2 separate regions of the Homo sapiens genome follow, and region 2 is linked to region 1. The links are chromatin contacts, found by Hi-C in ENCODE. All regions are on one chromosome and are shown on one strand. The core of a region is the stretch at or near the end of the contact, and the rest is flanking DNA. Distances in the headings are between cores, read along the strand shown. Region 1 has its middle 36 kb from the start of HAPSTR1. Region 2 overlaps GRIN2A (glutamate ionotropic receptor NMDA type subunit 2A).

Evidence for each region. Hi-C counts contacts between places; a loop is a spot of excess contacts on that map. Pooled maps may share reads with other maps.
Region 2: a pooled map shows a loop between it and region 1 (3-fold over the local background). The contact joins two enhancer-like sites. A Hi-C loop is called at or near these places in 4 of 37 single-sample maps with no recorded cell type and 2 of 50 pooled maps.

What each region holds. Positions count from the first base shown.
Region 1 is chr16:9,123,994-9,131,334 of GRCh38, reverse strand. No RefSeq gene overlaps it. Among named protein-coding and RNA genes, the nearest start is that of HAPSTR1, 36 kb to the right of the region's middle. RefSeq lists enhancers at 3,189-3,268, 3,339-3,448, 3,429-3,723, 3,098-4,297, 7,331-7,341 and a silencer at 7,129-7,341. Within about 2 kb of position 3,619, at least 17 of the 41 ENCODE cell types and tissues checked have a DNase peak (open chromatin) inside an H3K27ac peak, as active enhancers do.
Region 2 is chr16:9,910,316-9,917,656 of GRCh38, reverse strand. All of the region lies in intron 3 of GRIN2A (glutamate ionotropic receptor NMDA type subunit 2A), which reads left to right. Among named protein-coding and RNA genes, the nearest start is that of GRIN2A, 270 kb to the left of the region's middle. Within about 2 kb of position 3,181, at least 3 of the 41 ENCODE cell types and tissues checked have a DNase peak (open chromatin) inside an H3K27ac peak, as active enhancers do.

The sequences.
Region 1 (7,341 bases), core at 2,370-4,869:
AAAATTTTTTAATTAGCTGGGTGTGGTGGTGCACACCTTTAGTCCCAACTACTTGGAAAGCTGAGGCTGGAAGATCAATTGGGCCTGGGAGGTTGAGGCTGCAGTGAGCCACAATCACACTACTCCACTTCACCATGGGTGACAAAGTAGACCCTGTCTCTCAAAAAATAAAAATAAAGTTAAGTACTCGCTATACTTCCCACCAGTTTTTTAATGTTTCCATTTTGCATTTAAGTCTTTAATGTCAATATATTCGGGTACCTGAGGTGATGCTCTAACTTAATGTGTTTTTCCCCAAGAAGTCAGTTTTCCCAACACCATTAACTGATTAACTCATCCCTTCCCTGTCATTTTGTGCTATTTCCTGATGAGATATCAACTTCTTATATTAACCAGGGCATTTTCTGGAGTATCTATCCTGTTTCAGTCTTTGTGCTGACACCTAACTTTGAATTATTACAATTTTGTCATGTTTTAATTCTCTTTATTTTTGAGACGGAGTCTCATTCTATTGCCCAGGCTGGAGCACAGTGGCACGATCTTGGCTCAGTGCAACCTCGGCCTCTCAGGTTCAAGCAATTCTCCTGCTTCAGCCTCCTGAGTAGCTGGGATTACAGGCGCCCACCACCATGCCTGGCTAATTTTTTGTATTTTTACTAAAGACGGGGTTTCACCATATTGGCCAGGCTGGTCTCAAACTCCTGACCTTGTGATCCGCCCTACTCGGCCTCCCAAAGTGCTACCATTACAGGTGTGAGCCACTGTGCCTGACCTTAATTCTGTTTTATCTCAAAATTTATTTAGCTATTCTCAGCTGTGAATTCTTTGAGCCAAACATGAATACAGTACTTCCGATCAGTTTCCCAAAATCCCTTTGGATTTGTGTTAGAACTATAATTTGCAAAGAAATAGCACTTAGGTGTGAAGAGGGTATGAAACCTCATCTTTACAAAAAATAAATTAGATGGGTCTGGTAATGCACACCTGTAGTCCCAGCTCGGTAGGCTGAGGTGGGAGGATTGCTTAAGCCTGGGAGTCTGAGGCTGCAGTGAGTTATGATTGTGTTACTGCACTTCAGCCTAGGTAACACAGCGAGACCTTGTCTCAAAAAAAAAGTGGGGGGGCATTTTGCTTAGGGTCACACAACTCAGTAAGTGGTGGGGCCAGGATTCAATCAGGCAGCCTGTCTCCAGAGACTGCGCATCGGCATTATTTTGTTTAGTCCTGTCGTATTTTCTTTAGTATTCTAAACCAGCCACCTTAATAAAGAATTCTATTTTTCTCATAAAGAAAAAGCATAATTTGGAGCCCGCCACAGTGGTGTGCACCTGTAGTCCCAACTACTCAGGAGGCTGAGGAAACAAGATCACTTGAATCTAGGAGTTTGATGCCAGCCTGGACAACATAGTTGAGACCCTGTCTCAAAAAAAATTTTAATTAAAATTTTAGGCCAGGAGTAGTGGCTCATGCCTGTAATCCCAGCACTTTGGGAGGCCAAGGCGGGTGGATCATGAGGTAAGCAGTTTGAGACCAGCCTCACCAACATGGTAAAACCCCGTCTCTACTAAAAATACAAAAAAATTAGCTGGGCGTGGTGGCGGGCGCCTGTAATCCCAGCGACTTGGGAGGCTGAGGCAGGAGAATTGCTTGAAATCGGAAGTCGGAGGTTGCAGTGAGCCGAAATTGCGCCACTGCACTCTAGCCTGGGCAATAAGAGCCAAACTCCATCTCAAAAAAAAAAAAAACACTAAAATTTTAGGCCAGGCACAGTGGCTCACGCCTGTAATCCCAGCACTCTGGAAAGCTGACATGGGCAGATCACCTGAGGTCAGGAGTTCAAGACCATCCTGGCCAACATGGTGAAACTCCGTCTCTACTAAAAATACAAAAATTAGCTGGGCGTGGTGGCAGGCGCCTGTAATCCCAGCTACTGAAGAGGCTGACGCAGAAGAATCACTTGAACCTGGGAGGCAGAGGCTGCAGTGAGCCAAGATTGCACCACTGTACTCCAGCCTGGGCAACAGAGCAACACTGTCTCAAAAAAATTAAATTAAATTAAATTTTTTTAAAAGGCATAATTCAGTGGAAAAAGCATCAACAGGAAACTATTCTCTCTCTCTCTGCTTACACAGGGAACCACCACCGTTTATCTGGAGTGAATAAAAAGCCAAGTTAAACACATAAAAGTGACCCCACATGTCATTCTCCTGGATCACATGCTCCACGGAAGCAAGGGTTGTGCTCTGATAGGATCAGGTAAGGAAATGTTGCACAGGGGAAGAGGGCCTGGACCTTACAGAGAGAAAATCCTAAGTGAGAGTCGCAACTGGACATCTCACACAAATCACTCCACCTTTCTGAGCATCAGCAAAACAGGCACAAACACGTCCCTTGGGGATGTGCATGGAAAGCACCCAGGAGCCGGCTGGGGAATGGGCTTATCAAGACGACTGTGGTGACTGGCCCCTCGCATCCCACTGTGGGCATTTCATGAATTCTTGCAGGATTGGTGGACTTCCAGTTTGTCTTGTCCCCACTCTCCTGCCTACAGAGAAGCTAGAGCCTGCTTTGCACACAGCCATAGATTTGTCTGCTGCCAAAGGATAACAGGATTACAGCCACAACCAAGAGCCCTAGGGTCCTATAGAACAGAGCCCCGAAGGGCAGGCCCAGGGCACCACCAGGACCCCACCTGGTAGTGTGGAAACGGGAAGATGTTTGGGGCGGGGGGAGCAGGTTCTAAACCCAGAGAATAAGCACCTGCGAGTACAGTTCACTGATTCCTGAGCATTCCAGCCCAGAACCCCAGATCCAGGACAGGCGAGGGAGCCCATTTTAGAGATGGGGATAGTGAGGCCCAGAGAGCTGTTTCCGAAGGAGCATGGAAGCGTACCTGCCCATTTTCCCAGGTGTCCTGACCCAAGAGAAGCCAAAGACAGCCCTGTCCACAGATGTGCTTGGTGGGTCAACCTGGTCTGTTTTTAAATACACAGGTTCAAGTGTCCTTAAACAGATGTGCACTCTGCGAATCGCTGTGGTCTCAGGCTGCCAGCATCTGAATGCACCACCCCAAGCAAACAGGATGCATTTTCACAATTAACTTGGGGTTTTATCACCCAGTTTGAGACAAAAGGCAGCGGAGCCCAGACAGGGCAGTGAGTTAAACAAGGTTAGCAAGTAAATGCCCAGCACTACAGGTCCTTCTGGGCACAAATGGCTCAGTGAACCAGACTGGGCACTCGGAGACGGAGAGGTGGTTCCTCAGGGGAACTGAAAATCCGGGTGGGGAAAAGAGGACGTGTCTGAGCTGTGGAATCTGGCAGCAGACCCCCCTCGCTTCAAATCCTGACTCAAGAAGTTCTGGGCCCGTTTGTCAGCACCCCATTCGCCACCAGGGACCTCCCAGGACAAGCCCTGCCGTGGGAAAACTGTCGCTTTAAGGGTCTGGTGGGCAGGCCCAGCCATTTCCATGGAGCAGACTCTGAGCTGTTTCTGTCTTTCAAAAACCAAGGCCCCAACAGGAAGTGAGTCACCACAGGAAAATACAGGGTTCCCAGCCTTAGGGGGCTCGAGGCTGACCTCAGATGCCCCCGTGGGGGTCAGGCCTTTGTAGGTGCATGGCTCTGTGGGTGGGGAAAGATTATTTCAGCATTTGCTGACATCATTGAATGGTGTGTGACTGAGGGGAAGGTCTCTAACTCAGCCCAGGTTCATCTGAGTCAACCAGGGTCAAACAGCTTTCACGGGCATCTTTGGGTCACTGACCGGGCAAAGCCAGGCCCTTAAAACAAGAGGTTGTTGGCCAGGCACGGTGGCTCACACCTGTAATCCCAGCACTTTGGGAGGCCAAGGCAGGTGGATCACCTGAGGTCAGGAGTTCAAGACCAGCCTGGCCAACACGGTGAAACCCCGTCTCTACTAAAAAATACAAAAATTAGGGCCAGGTGCAGTGGCTCACATCTGTAATCCCAGCATTTTGGGAGGCCAAGGTGGGTGGATCACCCGAGGTCAGGAGTTCGAGACCAGCCTGGCCAACATGGTGAAACCCCATCTCTACTAAAAATACAAAAAAAAAAAAAAATCAGATGGGCGTGGTGGCGTGCACCTATAATCCCAGCTACTCTGGAGGCTGAGGTAGGAGAATCGCTTGAACCCAGGAGGCGGAGGTTGCAGTGAACTGAGATCGCACCACTGCACTCCAGCCTGCTAAATAAAAATTAGCTGGGTGTGGTGGGGCACACCCGTCACCTGTAATCCCACCTACTTGGAGGGCTGAGGCAGGAGAATCGCTTGTGCCCAGGAGGCAGAGGTTGCAGTGAGCTGAGATTATGCCAGTGCACTCCAGCCTGGGCAACAGTGAGACTTTGTCTCAAAAAAAAAAAGAGGTTGTTGAAAGCACACTAAGAACCAACCAAATGTTTGATGTGCTCGCAGTCCTGTGAGTTAGCTTTGTCACGCCCACCTTCACAGATGAGAAAACTGAGGCTCAGATTAAGTTATCTGCCCAAGTTCCTACCAGCCCACACTCCCCAATCCCCTCCTGATTTTGAACCCAAGCTTGGGCTTGACAAGAAATGCTCATGAGTACCTTTCAGACAGGACAGAAGCCAGACAGATCTGCCCACCCCCCAAACCTTTCAGACAGGACAGAAGCCAGACAGATCTGAGCACCCCCCAAACCTTTCAGACAGGACAGAAGCCAGACAGATCTGCCCACCCCCCAAACCTTTCAGACAGGACAGAAGCCAGCGAGATCTGCGCACCCCCCAAACCTTTCAGACAGGACAGAAGCCAGACAGATCTGCGCACCCCCCAAACCTTTCAGACAGGACAGAAGCCAGAGAGCTCTGCGCACCCCCCAAACCTTTCAGACAGGACAGAAGCCAGCGAGATCTGCGCACCCCCCAAACCTTTCAGACAGGACAGAAGCCAGAGAGATCTGCGCACCCCCCAGACCTTTCAGTGCCTCAGCCCTCTCATCTGTAAGCTGGGAATCCCCTCATTCAACTGCGTACTGGTGTCTATTCAGTGCCAGGGCAACAGTGAATACACACATGCAGACCCTGCCCTACAGCAATAGCAGACCCAAAACACCAGGAAACCAGCAAGGAAAATCATCACAAGGCAGAATGAGAAACAAGGGGCCCAGAGACTCACACAGGAGGAGAGGGTGAAGACATGCCCGGGAGGACACGACAGATGAGCCAGAATAAGGGGGATGGCCTTTCCAAAGAATGGGCAGAAGGACGTCCTGGGAGATGTAAACCACAGTAGTTGTCAAACTTGCAGCTGAAGTGAATGTTAACAAGGGAGGCCTCTGGAGAAGGTTCCATTGGGCAGACCAGGCCCTGCTAGGTCACACCTCAGAAGGAAGGGAAATCTCAATTGCTGGACCCACTGAGAGCCCTGGCCCTCCCCAGGCTCAGAAGGCCCATCTCAGCCACCCGGGGCTTGGAAATACTCCACCCCCATCCCAGTCGGCTCCCCCAGCAGCCTATGCAAGGACAGCAACCACGTCCTCGGGACGTGCCGGCTGCCCAGGCTTCAGCAGCTGGCGCAAAGGCCCAGTGAAGGCTCCAGAAGCCAAGCTGGGCAAGTTGGTTTAACATGGGATTGCACTGGGCTGCATCAGTGTCCCGATGTCAGGTCACAACAGCTTCGCAAGAGCCCACCCTGTCGTTCTGCGCGTGGGTTAAGGTTGACAACAGTGCAGAAACAGTTCCTTTCAGCTGGGTCTGTGACGAGCCAAGGAATGAGTATCACCTAGGCCATTCCTGGTGACTGTCCACCAAGCTTCCTGCCGACCTCAGTGAACCCCCTCCTCCTCCAGAGCCCCTCTTCTCACCTGGGAATGACCTCTTCTCATCTCGGGATGGTTCACAATTGCCCAACTGCTCCAAGTCACCAGTGGAGAAATGGAGAGAGAATGCCATCTTGTGGCCACAGTGCCAGGATTAAAAACTTGTCGAGTGCCAGGTACCCTTCTGAAGTGTTTTAGGAAACACCTCATTTCATCCTCACAACCTTATCATCCTCTTTATGGATGCGGAAACCAAGGCAGAGTAGCTAAAGAACTTGCCAAGATGGGCTAGTGACACAGCCTTTGAACCAACAGGCAGGCTGCACCTGGAAGCTCAGGGCACAGCTGCCATCACAGCCTGTGAGGGCTTCCCAAGGGTCTGCTGGGTGTCCCCAGGGCACAAGGCAGGGGTCCAATCAGTATCCAGCCTGGGGCCACGTAGGGGCGCCGTTGGGTCACACAGACCGTCTCATCGCGTGAATGGAGATATCAGAACCTGCCCGATGGGGTTGGCAAAGGCATTAAGCACTCGGTAATCCTTAGCTTTTTCACTGCAATATCCTTTACATAACAAAAGATGTAGTTCTGCATAGACTGGTAACAAGGCTCCCATCTACTTGAACAGGGAAAGAAGTGGTGTGTATAAGACCCGTTTGGTATATGGTTTTCTAGGAATACGGTATACTCCCCAGACAGGTATTTTGTAACGTTATCACCAGTAGCTCCTGGCCAGGTGGGTAGATTTGGGGTCTATAGGAATACGGGCAGAAAGCTGCTGCACATCACAGGATTCCAATTAATAGGATGGCTGACATACTGCTCGAGGATCAAGGGTCTTTTCACTTTCTGCCGCATCCAACTGCCTTGACCTTGGTCCAGCTTCCCTCGTAGTTGCAAGAGGCTGCGGCGACTCCAGGCTCACCTGCAGGTGACATCTGGGAGCAGGAGACCCTCCAGAAGACTTCACCTGTACCTTCCTATACCATTTCCCCCCTCCCCCAAGTAGTTCTAACCCCAAGTGTAAACAGAGGTAAAGAGATAAACAAGTAGTAGGACTTAGAACTTTTTTTTTTTTTTGTATTTTTAGTAGCGATGAGGTTTTGCCATGTTGGACACAGGTCTTGAACTCCTGACCTCAAGTGATCCACCTGCCTCAGCCTCCCAAAGTGCTGTGATTACAGGCGTGAGCCACCACACCTGGCCAGAACCCATTTTTAATTCTTTAATTTGCTTTGTTTTTTTGAGATACCATGTCCTACCCAGACCTTTGGATTCAGCATGTGTGTCCAGGTGGGGAATCCAGAAATCTGTAAATTAAACCTCCCTCCAGAAGACAAAGCCCCACCAGCTTCCAGCTTCAGGGAGTTGTCGCCAAGGCACACCTGCTGGGTCATCCCTGGTGAGCCATGACTCACCACGCCCTGGGCCCTGTGGGTGCCAACTTCCTCCTACCAAGCCAGTCAAACACCCTGGCCCAGAGGAACGCACTGACTGTGCTGACTTCCCCAAAGCCCAAGGGACTGAGGGTGGGTGGCAGGCGG
Region 2 (7,341 bases), core at 1,932-4,431, 790 kb before region 1:
TTAACATATTTTATTTGACTGAAGAGTCTAGCTATTATAAGATCTTTATTTCAAAAAAGTTAAAGTGCAAAAGATGTGCATTTTGGAACCGATGCAGTAGAACAGTGGTGCATTCCATGTCCAGTTTTCCAAGTAGCTGTGAGGTAGGCGATATTATCCTCCTTTGAGATGTAAGAACATTGAGGCTTAGGAAAGTCAAGTGCCTTTTTCAAGGTCACATTGTTAGTGGACAGCAGTCACAATTGCATTCATCCATTCATCTGAAGAATTTACCTAGTGTTCAGTGCCAAACCCCACAGGGGATACACCAGTGAAAACAACAGAGCATGACCCCTGGGGTTATAATCTCATAGGGAATTTAAACAAAAATGAGTAAGGAATCAAATACATAAAATAATTGCACTATATTATGGCTCCTGTGAAGGGCAGATATGGGGTACTGAGATGGAAAACGTGAAGGATGGAAGGAACACACCTCTTGCCTCTTTGCAGAAGTGATGTTTCTACTGAAAGCTGAAGGGTGAAGAATCAGATATGAAAAGAGCCGGAGAAAAGTCATTCCAGCCAAAGGGAGCAGAGTGCGCAAAGTCCCTGAGATGGGAAATATTTTAGTGTTTATAAGGTAATAAAAACACTTATTCTCATGGTAGACTCAGTTTCGGGTCTTTCTCACTTCAGAGTGTCTGCTATGAACCACTAGGCAACGCTACCTCTGCAAAAGGGAAAGTTGGGTGTTTGAAGGCCAAGAGACACCATGGAGCAGTAGCTGCCAAAAGGATGCTCATCACTTCCTCACATCACTTACTTAACTCCCCAGAAGAAAATTCCTTTCATATGTTAAATGACCAACTCCATCTCTGCCTTGTAAAAGCTGGAGGAGATATTTGAAGGGCTTCTGTTAATATATGGGATGTGGGTGGCGGGGAGGAACTGGTGGAAAAGAGGTCATGCCTTGAAAGGTTGGAAAAGGGAGGATGGTGGAAAAAGAGCTAGGAGTGGACCGTTGACTCCTAGTGAAGAAGGCTGCATCACCAGCCACCTCCGAGGTGGAATACCAGGTGTCTGTTAATCCGCAGCAGGATACTATTAGAAAGCCCATTTCACTTGTCACTGTATCGCTGTGGCTCTGAGAGTTGTGCCTTTTGGTTCCAAATTGTTTTCATTTCAGTACCTTCCTTCCCAATAAGTGGTATTGAAAATGAGGGAAGAATGAGAAGACCTCGATTTATACGTGCCGGCAGATTCAGGGTGTATGAAAAGCTCCTACTCACAATTTCTGGTTCTCTTGAGAAGTTGGGTGATGTTTAATGCAACTTTCTCTTCTTTTTTTCCAAGGACTCATGTCATGAAGCTTTTGACTGTTGGGAGGATCTGTGGGGTCATGGGATCATTTTGCTTTATTACCCTCCTAATTAGACATAATTAATAATTATTACAATAATGTTATATAGTGTTTTAGACTCATATACAAAATCTTGAATCCTCATAACAATTCTTTGAGTTGCATGGGATTATTCCAATTTTACAGATAATGTTCACAGAGGTGACATCATATAACCAAGATTACACAAAGAGATTGACCTAACTCTTATGCCTCCAACTCCAGAAGACAAAGTTGGCAAATAATTGGCAGATGAGAAATTGTTGCAGCACTCTCAATAATCCCAGGAAGGAAGTACAGATGTTGATTAATTAACAACAACCAAAGGTATTATCACATCTACAGTAATTAGCATTTATCAAGTGCCTAGAGTGTGTCTGGCATACTGTGCTAAATTCTATTTATTAATCAATCTAATTCTCACAACAAACCTGTCATGTAGGTGCCATTAGTATCTCCATTTAACAGATGAAAAAACGGAGGCTCAAAGAGGTGAAATAACAACTAGTTTATATAAGTAGCAAGTTGCAGAGACAGTTCACAAACCCAAATAATTTAACTCCAGAGTCAGTGCTTGTCACCACCACCTAAACTACCTCCATTGATGGTGTACTTCTAATATTAATAACAATGACATCAATTACATCAATTCATTGGACAGAGCAACTGTGAGTTGTGAGTCCCATCTCTTACCATTGGTTAAAAAAACATACAAGTTTTAGGAGCAGGATTCCATTACACTGTCTCTGTTCAAATAAGTAGAAACAAGTAATTGGGGCAATGGCCTTGATAAATAATCTTACCATAAAGCTGCTTTCACAGAAAAATACTTGTTTGTATGTATTTTCTACCTTTATTAGAACATTTGGATAGTTGTGTAGGTCTGTGCTGTTCTTAAGGAAGGTGGCTATTATTAAGGGTGGTGGACTTGATTCAAGTCCTCCCAGTTTTGATGTGTTCCTTGACCAGTTGATTCTTATTTCCCTGACTTGTAAATTGCCGTCAGCTTCAGCTTGCCTTATTAAGAATTCTGTATAGTTGGCCGGGAGTGGTGGCTCACGCCTGTAATCCCAGCACTTTCGGAGGCTGAGGCGGGCGGATCATGAGGTCAGGAGATCAAGACCATCCTAGCTAACATGGTGAAACCCCATCTCTACTAAAAATACAAAAAATTAGCCGGGTGCAGTGGCAGTTGCCTGTAGTCCCAGCTACTAGGGAGGCTGAGGCAGGAGAATGGCGTGAACCCGGGAGGCGGAGCTTGCAGTGAGACGAGATCGCGCCACTGCACTCCAGCCTGGATGAAAGAGTGAGATTCCGTCTCATTAAAAAAAAAAAAAAAAAAAAAAAAAAAAAAAAAAAAAAAAAAAAAAGCTGCATAATCAATAGGCTGTAAATAAATGGAAACATATGCCCCTTCCCACATGTGGGGAATGTTGCTGTTGGCTCTTCTGCCCCTTAGCTGTCTTGTAGCACAATGCTTCAGCTTTCAGTTGAGTCTCTTTGTGGCTTGTCTAACTGCTGCTATCATATCCAGGTGATTAAGCTGTTATAGCCTTAATGGCAAGTTTCAATTCACTGTCGTCTTCCTCAGCTTTGGGTCTGGGAGCCCCTTACGTTCCCACTTTGTTCTCTCTGGGACCATCTTTCCATCTTCAATAAGCCTAACTTCTGAGCCACAGCAAAACAAATGCGTATGCGTTGAAGATAGTTTCAGAACTTGTGCATTGGGAAATTTTCTGTGGTTTAACACGGTGAGAAGAACTGGAATAGCCTGTGCTGTTCAGAAGCCAGAACTGATACTGAAAGCAGGTGCAGGCCTGTCAGCCACACAGCTGGTTGAGTTAACTCTATTAGACACTATTGGACAATTTTGTTATCTGAAATAGAAACCAGTATGGTGGCAGGCTGTCCCTTTGCCAAATGATGCCCCTGCTAGGCTGGTTTAGGTCTGCCTTTCTTGTTGGTGCATCTGCTGGGTTTTGCTGCCAGCATGTTGAAAACTGGCAGTTCTGTAAAGTTTTATTGTCTTCCTAGGTGTTTTTGTCCAGGAAAGAAATACTAAGATTTGCCGTTTTTTTAAATGATGACTTGGCATTTTGACTCTTGGCTGTACTTTAGCTGGAAGAAATTAGTGTCTGATTTTATTCTAATACTGGAACTGCATCTTTTTTTTTTTTTTAACCAAGAATGATTTTCTAGTTCTCTCCAAATCAAACATTCTTGGGAGCCTCTATTCTAAATTGTTTTTCACACTCAGTTCTAATGCCTTCACGTAATGGATTTTGTAATTTTGTTCTTTTCTTTTTTTCTTTTGAAAATCAGCAACAAGTAAAAAGAACCCCTGTGGGTGAAATACAATATCCCTCCCAAAGGAGAAATGGAAAAAAAAATGTTATTTCAAACTTCAAGCCCAAACGTTATCTGCCTTCTACATTTTAAGCAGGCTCAGAGCCTTGAGGATTGAGTCAAAGAATGCAAAACATGACCTCTCAAAGGCAAAAGCTAAAAAAAAAGTTGGACCTAGAACATCAAATAGCTCTTACCAAAGAGTGTTTTGATGAGTGAAGTGTAAATGAAGCGTAGAATATAGCTCTTTTCCAGGATACAAGGCCCAATTTCCGAAACATGCAAACACTCTCTCAATTGAATGCATTAGCTGCTTAGTTCCAGAGCTGCTGAAGTATAAAATGCGATAACTTATGTTAAACACCCAGCACTGTGCCTAGCCGATGTTGGACCCTCAATTTAATATTATTATTAATTATTTCTATATAGAGGGGAAACATAAAGAAACTTGTTTCAATTACTTATTTGACCTAAAATACAAGGTTGCACAATGCGTTGTAGCAAATGTCTATAAATCTTTACATAAAGGTCCCTGGAATAGAATCTCATTCTGCAAATTCAAGATCCTGTCTGGAGAAAAAGAGTGAAGACTCTATATGTATATTTTTGAATGAAATAGAGCACCCATATCTACTATGTGTCTTATGAGAAATGTTTCCCTAGAGGAGACTCATAAGGAGTGACCCAAGAACTGGCTTCAGAGTTTTAAAGGACTGCCATCCGGAAATTGTAGTAGAATTAGTCTCCTTTGCTTACAGTAGAGAACTAGAGCTAGTGGGTTGAAGCTTCAAGGAAATAACTGTGGTTCAGTGAAAGGAAACTCTTGCTGACACTTTAAGCTATCAGTGGAAGGGACCCTCCAAAGAAGTGGAGAGAAATCATGTGGACACTGGAATCTTCTGGCAGGAAGACTGGGAAGAGTTTCTGCAATGTATGGCGAGGCCAAGGGCAGAGGGAGCAGTTCTGTTGGTTTAGATAGATAACCTTAAAACTCTTCTATGTGGAGACTATTTGGGTCCAGCTGAATTATCTGCCTTGGAATCCTCCCATCCACTTTTGCTGAACAGCACAGCTATTACTGCCTTTTAGATATGAAATTCAATAGCATTTGTTCCTTGGCTCAGATCATTCACCTTTAATTGTGCCCATTAATACCAGTGATAACTAATGTTTATTCTTCAGTTACTATGTTCCAGGCTCTCTACAAAGTGTTTTGTGCATATTGCCCTTTTAATACGCAGAGATACTCCATATGAGTATTTTTATTATCCCCATTATGCAGATTTTAAACATGAATCCCAGTTGGCACAATTAAAGAGGCAGACTCATAACTAGCAATACTGAGATACAAAGCAAGGACTCTTAAGTCCAAAGCTTCTGTTCTTAACCACTTCTTTGTACTACCCTCCCCCCACCCCACCCACTTACTCTGAATTTTAAGAAGAGTGCTTTATCTTTTCATTATTCCTTTTGCAGCTTCATAAAGCTTTTATATGCATTTCATCAGGGGCTACGTTCTGAAAATGGTGTTTCTGGAACCATGGTTCTGGAAAGGGCAGAGACTAAATGATGCCGACATTGGTATCATCGTCATCATCATCAACATCACATCATTGCCATCACCATTTATAGCATCATCTCCATAATCACTACCACCATTGCTATCAACATCACACCATCACCAACATCATTATCTATCATCATTGCCATCATCATCATTGCCATAATTACCAACATCTTCTTCCTTTTTTTCCCCATTCTTCTTCTTCCTTCTCCTTTTCCTTTATCGTCATCGTCATTACCATCACCACCATCATCACCATCACCACCATCACCATCATCCTCATCATAGTTAACACATATTTTGTGCTCACTGTGTGCCAGCACATTACAGGTACTAACTCATTTAATCCTCCCACCAACACTATGAGGTAGGGATATTAACCCCATCTTACAGTTGAGAAAACTAAGATGCAGAGTGAATAGCTTGCCCAGTCATGCTCTTAAGCACAATACCTTAATGCCTCTCACCCTTTAGGAGCTGCTTTTCAGCTTGACTAAGGGTGGGAATCATCACTTAAATAAGTCATAGAAACTTCCCAAAAGTGTAAAAGTGTTCACTCAACCTTTATACTCAGGTTTTTTTCTGTAGAATTATTTAAAATTTTCTAGACATTATAATCATGTGCTTCTCCCTGTTACATGATGGGTAAATGGCCATCACAGGTTAGGAGACAGACCTTTGTAGAGCTATGTTTTTCCAAATGCACTTCCTTGTTCCTAAGTTGGAGGGCATTGTTAACATTCATGGGCTAATATTAATGAGAGCCACTGGATACAGGGATTGGGATGGTGCTCAGGACTCTCGATGAATTCTCATTTTATACTCATGACAAACCTATGGCATGGCTGCTATGATTATGCCCATTTTACTGATCAAGAAACAGGCTACGGATAGTTAAATAACTTGCCCAAGATCGCTAACACTAGGAACTAGCTGAGTTAGCATATAAATTTAAGGTTTTCTGGCTCCAGAGCTAGTGCATGTAATCACTGTGTTTCACTGTTCCTTTCATTCATTTTATGACCATTTTGTTTGTTTATTTTAGAGACGAGCATCTCTCTATGTTACCCAAGCTGGTCTCAAACTCCTGGCCTCAAGTGATTCTCCCACCTTGGCCTCCCAGAATGCTGTGATTACAAGTGTGAGCCACCACACTCAGCTTATGGTCATTTTGGAAACTTCTCTACACGGGCTGACCTCCGCTAACTCTTTGCTGTCACTCCTATTTAAGGCTGCTGTTAGCTCCTGTGCTGTTAGCCAGGCACATAGTAGGAATACATTATTTTGGATAATTCTGGGGACTATAGGATAAAATGTGAAAATTACAAGATGGATTTTTTTTTTTTAGTTAAAGTAAAGAAGACCTTTCTAAAATGTGTATCTATACACCAATGATACTGGTTGTTTTGGAGAGGTACTGAGGTCTTTACTCCATGGAAGCAGGCAAGCAGAAAAATAGGCCCACCTATCTGCCAGAGGTATTGTAGAAATGATTCAGGGGCAGAAGATTGAATCAAAAGAACTCTAAGGCTGGGTGCAGTGGCTCATGCCTGTAATCCCAGCACTTTGGGAGGCCAAGGCAGGCAGATGGTCTGAGGTCAGGAGTTTGAGGCCAGACTGGCCAACATGGTGAAACTCCATTTCTACTAAAAATACAAAAATTAGCCAGGTGTAGTGGTGGGCACCTGTAGTCCCAGCTACTCAGGAGGCTGAGGCAGGAGAATCACTTAAACCTGGGAGGCAGAGGTTGCAGTGAGCCGAGATCGCACCACTGCACTCCAGCCTGGGCAACGGCAAGACTCCGTCTCAAAAAAAAAAAAAAAAAAAAGAACTCTGAGACTTCATATGAGACTCAAATATGAGTTTAAATCTCATATCTCAGCTATGACTGCTTTTCAACTACTTATTGTATCCTTGAATTAGCTCAGTTCTATTCAGCCATCTGCTTGCTTTCTTTGTTACTTTCATTTAAAATGATTCTTTGTTGTGGAAAAATACAGAAAACAAAAAATTTGCCATTTTAACAATTTAAACTGTATAATTCAGTGGC